Regions from separate parts of the Homo sapiens genome. Here region 1 is linked to region 2. The links are chromatin contacts, found by Hi-C or POLR2A ChIA-PET in ENCODE. All regions are on one chromosome and are shown on one strand. The core of a region is the stretch at or near the end of the contact, and the rest is flanking DNA. Distances in the headings are between cores, read along the strand shown. Region 1 has its middle 88 kb from the start of LINC02997. Region 2 has its middle 19 kb from the start of TILRLS.

Region 1 (3,163 bases), core at 173-2,672, 630 kb after region 2:
ACATCAACAACTTGTAGACAGCCTAAACACACACAGGTGCGCAGGTATACACAGATAAATGTTTCTTCACACAAAGCAAATTAATTTTCAGCATTGAGACTCATGAGAGTTCACCCTAAGAGCTTTCACTGAGTGTGAGTCACAAGTAATCAGTCTTTGTGGCGTAACCTGTGAGTTAGTGAATTCTTACTGGTCTCAATGAAAAGCCTTCTTTGTCTATGTGGTTATTAATGGGACTGTAAAACTGCATGATAAGATAAAATGAAGCCCTAAAACCTTACATGTTTACCCCACTGCAAAACAGCTGTCCCATACCATCTCTCATGGCCAGATCTACAGTTTTAAGATCTGTGCACCACAGGTTAGCAAAAAAACCTGCTTTGTAAAGGACCACATTTTTCATCAGAGGACCAGCCACTTAACATAAAATTTGAAATCCTCAGTGATAAAAAAGACAGAAATGCAGAATATACCTCATTTCTGAGATCATTTGAAGTTTTGATAAGGTGATTTCTAAACATGGGCTCTAATTTTCTCTGACTACAAAGTGACATTCAGGTGTGAGATTCCATTTCCAGCGGTGAGTTCATCTTTTACTGCCTTTTATCAGCACGAATTATGGTGCAGCAGGTACTTACTTCTCTATAACAGCAGGGGTCAAGTAGATAATTAATGAGAATTAATCTGTAAAAAGAAATATAATGTCCTATTTGAATCTTGGTTTATGACTTGGTTTATTATGCAAGTGTGAAACTTCAAAGGGAGCTAACTCAATGTGGCACTTTAATTACATTTTATTATATTTAAGAGTTTTGTGGAAATTTTGCTTGCTGCCAAGAAATGTTTCTTAAGAACACTTTCTTTCCCAGTAGACTGCTGGGGCCCCTATTCCCAGAGTGGCTACAGAGGGGAGCCGCCAGCACCTTTCTCATATCAGAGAGAAGGTGCAAACAGCTGCGAGGTGGAACACTGGCCTAGGGTGTGGCCAAGGACAATTTCTCTCACAGAGGGTAAAACCACAGAACCCATGAGACTCCCTTTAAGACTTTTCAAAGGCAAACATTCCCAATGGCAAACTGGAAAGCTTGAGTTTAGAGATGGGTTTTTGGAAGACCAAATATGAGGTGTCAATCCTGTGGTGACCTCAGAGATGGCCACTTCCACCACTTGGGGGAAAAAAAAAACAGAGGGGGAAGCACATGCATCTCCTTTCATTGCAGCTTAAGTCAACTTAATTGTGCTGGATTTAAGAGTAAGGGAAGAGATCCTGTCTTTAATAGCTGCATTGTTTCCCTATCCGCTAATCTTTTGGAGGGCATAAAACTAAGGAAAAAGAATTCTAAGGTTAACATGAACCAGTGTCTGAATCCAGGGCAAAGGGCCAGGGTTCCTCCTATCTAATTCCAGCTCTGGTACTGACTTGTCTTATGGCCTTGGGCAAAGCCGCTTGGTCTCTGTGCTTGGTCTGCCCACTGCTAAAATGACAAGGATGATGCCATTTGTGCTGACCTCACTGGGACATTGTACAGACAAGTTGGAAGCTATTTTTTTTGTTGTTTAAAAAGAGTGTTAGGTTTATTTTATTAGATTTGAAGGATATGTTTCTGGTGATAGCAGACTGAAGGAATGCCCAGAAATAGAAAAGCTAAAGAATTGGTTGATTGATTTGGCATGATTAAAGGACAGAACAATGTGTCCAAAAGTGGTTCTGCAAAAAGTAAATGAAGGAATGCTATTTAAGAATAACTTTGTTGTGGGAGGAAACTGCCCTCAGGTTTGAATAGTTTGGTGTTTTCTTTTACTCTTACCAATGGGTTGGCCCCATTGTTTCATAAGTGGTAAAATCTAGGGGTCACCAGACTAATTTACTTCATTTGGAATGAAGGAAAGAGAAAAAAAAATACCATTTTCTCAAAGATATAATCAGTGTTGTGGAAAAGATAAAACATCGAGATTGAAAAATGGCTAGAAATTGAAGAGAATATTGGAATTTTCCAAGCGCTATTAAAATTTGTATTTACAGCACTGAAAGTTGACAGGGAAGAGGCAACCTCATATCTAATCTTGTGGGAGGATAGCCTGCACTGATTATTCATTTATTCATCCAACAAAGATGCACTGAGCACCTCCACCAAGACAGAGTTCCTGCCCTCAAAGAACTTAGAGTTTATTAGAAAAGTTACATGCATTAACAAATTACTGCAAGGTCCTATGATGAGTGTCATAGTAAAAACACATTATGGTTCTATGCTTATAGAGAGAAATGAAAGACATATTCAAAAAGTCTTTGGTAGTCAGGACTGACTCTACGTAGGGAGATGATGAAAGGATCATGATGTGCTTCTTAGACAAAGAGATGAGTAAGAGTTTACTTGGAATCAGCGGAGATGCAGCAAAGATGAGCGGAGGAATAAGCAGAGGGATCTGCATGTACAAAAGTATAGAGGCATCAAATAGTGTGATAAGTTCATAGAGCAGCTCCATGGAGTTGAGACTTAATGCTGGGAGAAAAAAGATGGCAGAAGAGGAAGCCAGAAAAGTCAGCAGGAGGCCATCAAGGAGGGAGAATAACTCTGCAATCAGCTCGTGTTTTTCTGCTTACTGCGTTGCATACTAGGGCAGGTTCCTCAGTTCCTAAGTAAAATGGGACTAATAATCATACCTACGTTGAAGGTTATTGTGAGGACCAATTGTTGAAGGTTATTGTGAGGACCAATTGAGATAACATGCGATTAGTATAGGTGAAGCAATTAGAACAGAGACTGGCATAAAATAACTTCTCAGTGAATGTGCATTTATTCTTACTCATATATTAATTGATGACATTTGTCTTTAAGTCTATAGGCAGAGAGCAGCCGTAAAAGTATCTTAAGAAAGGGTATGCTACGATAAGAGTTGCATGGAGAATGAAGAGGAAATAGGTTAAGGTAGGGAGTGTACTGAGGAAGGGAGGATTTAAGAATAGCTAAAAAGGGCCGGGCACAGTGGCTTACGCCTGTAATCTCAGTATTCAGGGAGGCTGAAGTGGGAGGATCACCTGAGGTCAGGAGTTCGAGACCAGCCTGGCCAACATGACAAAATCCCATCTCTACTAAAAATACAAACATTAGCCGGGCATGGTGGTGGGTGCCAGTAATCCCAGCTACTCGGGAGGCTGAGGCAG
Region 2 (3,272 bases), core at 395-2,894:
TAAGCTCAGAAATTATTCCAGGGAGAAAAAATGCAATAAAATGAAAGGGAAAAGGCCTACGTTGTTTTGCAGTTTGTATTTAGATAAAATACTGTGGATAGCTTTGAAAGAAAGTGGAAAGAGACATACATATATATATTCATTCTACTTTTCTTATGTAATTTTTATCAATTCTATCTCAGCATACTATAACATATTCCATCATCCACAAAGCAGGAAGCCTGGGAAGACTGCTGGGTTTTTCTATACCTGGGGAAGAAAATACAAGTTGCTCATGAAAGTTGTAGCTGTGATAGCTCCCACATAATTCACACTACAGAGGCATTGACCCAGCTGGAAATGCAATGCATTATATAGAAATCAGCTGGTCCCTGCCTGGAAGAATATATGTTAATGGGAATATGTGACTCCAAGGAGAGTGCCTGGTATATACTAGACATTCAACATGTTGGCAGGATCTGAGCCTACAGCAATATAAAACCGACAACTTTATATTGTTTTGAAGTATCTGATGAACTCTTTATTTCTTGTTTCTAATTGAATTGTATTTAGATAGCGGTTTTTAGCCAAATTTTGCAGAGACGCTTCTGTATCCACCTGGGAAGTTATATGGGGGAAAGATTGTGTATAGGGGGCAGTGGTGTGTGTGGTGGGGGAGTGGGCTTCGCCATCCACCCTAGCTTATGTTAGAGCAGGTGGGCTATTTCTAATACATGCGACATTTCTAATACTGTGCTTGCATATTTTGAGTACTTAATTTTGATGTCAAGTCCTATAATACATCAGGGATTTAAGTGATTTATTTGAAACAATTCGTCACTTAAAAGATTATACTTAAAAGATTCAGATCCTTTATGATTTTTTAAAAATGATAAAAGATCCCCTGTGTTCTATGGTTATCAGAATTGAAGGTGATACAATATCTGAAAAGAAAAGAAATCATTATACGTCTCAGAGAGAAGTGTCACAAAGGAAATTTAATTCCTAATTTGATAAAAATGAAAAGAATCTGATTCTTTGATGATAAATCTTGAATCAGCTGGAGGCTGATTAATATATATAGAAGTAAGAGCAACTAAAAAGTGTTTTGACAGAAGCAGAAGACCTGGGGCTTATGTTGAAGTTTCTGATTATGTCCTCTAATGGTTCTGAAACATGGCTAGGAATGCCATTTATTTATTTGTTTCTTTGTTCACTTATTCATTCATATGTATTCTGAGGGGGAGTCTTTTTTTTTTTTTTTTTTCTTTGGAGACAGGGTCTTGCCTGTTGCTGAGGCTGGAGTGTATTGGAGCAATCACAGCTCACTGCAGCCCAACCCCCTGGACTCAAGTGATCCTCCCACCTCAGCCTCCCACATAGATGGGACTACAGGCACACACCATCATGCCTGGCTAATTTTTAAATTTTTTGTAGAGACCGGGTCTTGCTATGTTGCCCAGGCTGATCTTGAACTCCTGGGCTAAGGGAGTCTTAAAAGGTGTGCTGTTCATATTCTAGCCTAGTAATTGTGTTTGCAGTCATTGGTGTCACAGAAGTGCCACCTGCCTGTTGTTTCACTTGCCCTGTTACCACTTGCCTATTTTGCTAATGGTTTGCTACAGTTGACAAATGGTGTGTTTTGGTCTAGCTTCCAGCTCCCAGAGACCACAGGAAACACAGACAGGTACATGCTTGATCCTCCCAAGCTGCAGACATTCCTGGGCGTGTGTTGGGCAGTACACACTGTACTTCCTGTGTCATGCCCACATCCAGCTGTCAGGCCCTTACCCCTGAGGGCTTGGGGGATACATGGGAGAAGTTTGTTGATTTGGGCTCGAGGTCAAGCAGTCTATTTTAGAAACCTTAGGAGACTTAGTTTAAAAAGTATTAAAAGGTCTCATAAAAGAGAATTGTAAGGTTGGCTAGCAGTTGATTTGTTATGAGATGGAAGAGTCATACATTATCTTGGTATTTAATCAGTTAATAAATTGTTTCAATATGGTATATCCTTTTTTTCTTAAAGCAGTTTTCTTCCTAATAGCAAAGGATGCCAAGATTATTGCAATCTTTGGTAATCTCCTGTGAAATATGCCCTTTGCATTTCTTTTTATGAGTTTCCACCCTTGCCAGTATCAAGAAACAACAGAGCAGGGGAAGAAAAACATTTAGGGAAAATCACCAAATGCAGAGTCAGGAATCAAATTGAGATTTTCAGCTCCAAGTCTAGAATACCATGTTGACATTATAAATAGCCAACTAGGTATTTAATAGCTTATCACTAAGAGCTTGAGATTGTGGCTCCGGTTTTGAGACTCACATACGCCAAAAGCCAACTGTTAGGGAGCGACCCCTAAGGTGCACATGTATTACTGATTTATTTACACAAAACCTCATTCCATAAAGGAAATAAAGTGGTCTGCAACAATAACATGCACCGTGTAATAATGGTAGAATGTCATACCGAGGAACCAAAAGATAAAGATCAGGATAAAAGGCTGATACGAGCTTAACCAAAGGACTTCAAGTATGTTATGAGGGCTCAGACAGCTGTTACAATCCAGCCTCATATCTGGAAGCAAGCCAAACTGAATTCAAGTGTGAAGGGGGCCATGAGACAAACAGTAAGAAGCACAGAGCTTTCTCTGACAAAACATTTCATCTCTGAGTACTCAGAATTTTCGTTGCTCCTTTTTTTTTCTTTTTTCTCTTATTTATTTTTATTATACTTTTAAGTGTTAGGGTACATGTGCACATTGTGCAGGTTAGTTACATATGTATACATGTGCCATGCTGGTGCGCTGCACCCACTAACTCGTCATCTAGCATTAGGTATATCTCCTGATGCTATCCCTCCCCACTCCCACCACCCCACAACAGTCCCCAGAGTGTGATATTCCCCTTCCTGTGTCCATGTGATCTCATTGTTCAGTTCCCACCTATGAGTGAGAATATGCGGTGTTTGGTTTTTTGTTCTTGCGATAGTTTACTGAGAATGATAATTTCCAATTTCATCCATGTCCCTACAAAGGACATGAACTCATCCTTTTTTATGGCTGCATAGTATTCCATGGTGTATATGTGCCACATTTTCTTAATCCAGTCTATCATTGTTGGACATTTGGGTTGGTTCCAAGTCTTTGCTATTGTGAATAATGCCGCAATAAACATACGTGCACATGTGTCTTTATAGCAGCATGATTTATAGTCCTTTGGGTATATACCCAGTAATGGGATGGCTGGGTCAAATGGTATTTCTAGTTCTAGATCCCTGAGGAATCGCCACACTGACT

What was found. A loop is a pair of places that touch in the nucleus more often than their neighbours do. ChIA-PET counts read pairs that join two places held with the same protein, here RNA polymerase II (POLR2A). Pooled maps may share reads with other maps.
Region 1: a map of chondrocyte shows a loop between it and region 2 (2.9-fold over the local background). The contact joins two enhancer-like sites. A Hi-C loop is called at or near these places in 2 of 168 maps with a recorded cell type or tissue (chondrocyte and mammary epithelial cell) and 3 of 50 pooled maps. POLR2A ChIA-PET finds 5 or more read pairs at or near these places in 1 of 52 experiments (MCF 10A).

The regions. Positions count from the first base shown.
Region 1 is chr5:67,879,654-67,882,816 of GRCh38, forward strand. No RefSeq gene overlaps it. Among named protein-coding and RNA genes, the nearest start is that of LINC02997, 88 kb to the left of the region's middle. Within about 2 kb of position 1,423, at least 4 of the 41 ENCODE cell types and tissues checked have a DNase peak (open chromatin) inside an H3K27ac peak, as active enhancers do; they include mammary epithelial cell, where a contact is called at or near this core.
Region 2 is chr5:67,247,172-67,250,443 of GRCh38, forward strand. No RefSeq gene overlaps it. Among named protein-coding and RNA genes, the nearest start is that of TILRLS, 19 kb to the right of the region's middle. Within about 2 kb of position 1,645, at least 6 of the 41 ENCODE cell types and tissues checked have a DNase peak (open chromatin) inside an H3K27ac peak, as active enhancers do; they include mammary epithelial cell, where a contact is called at or near this core.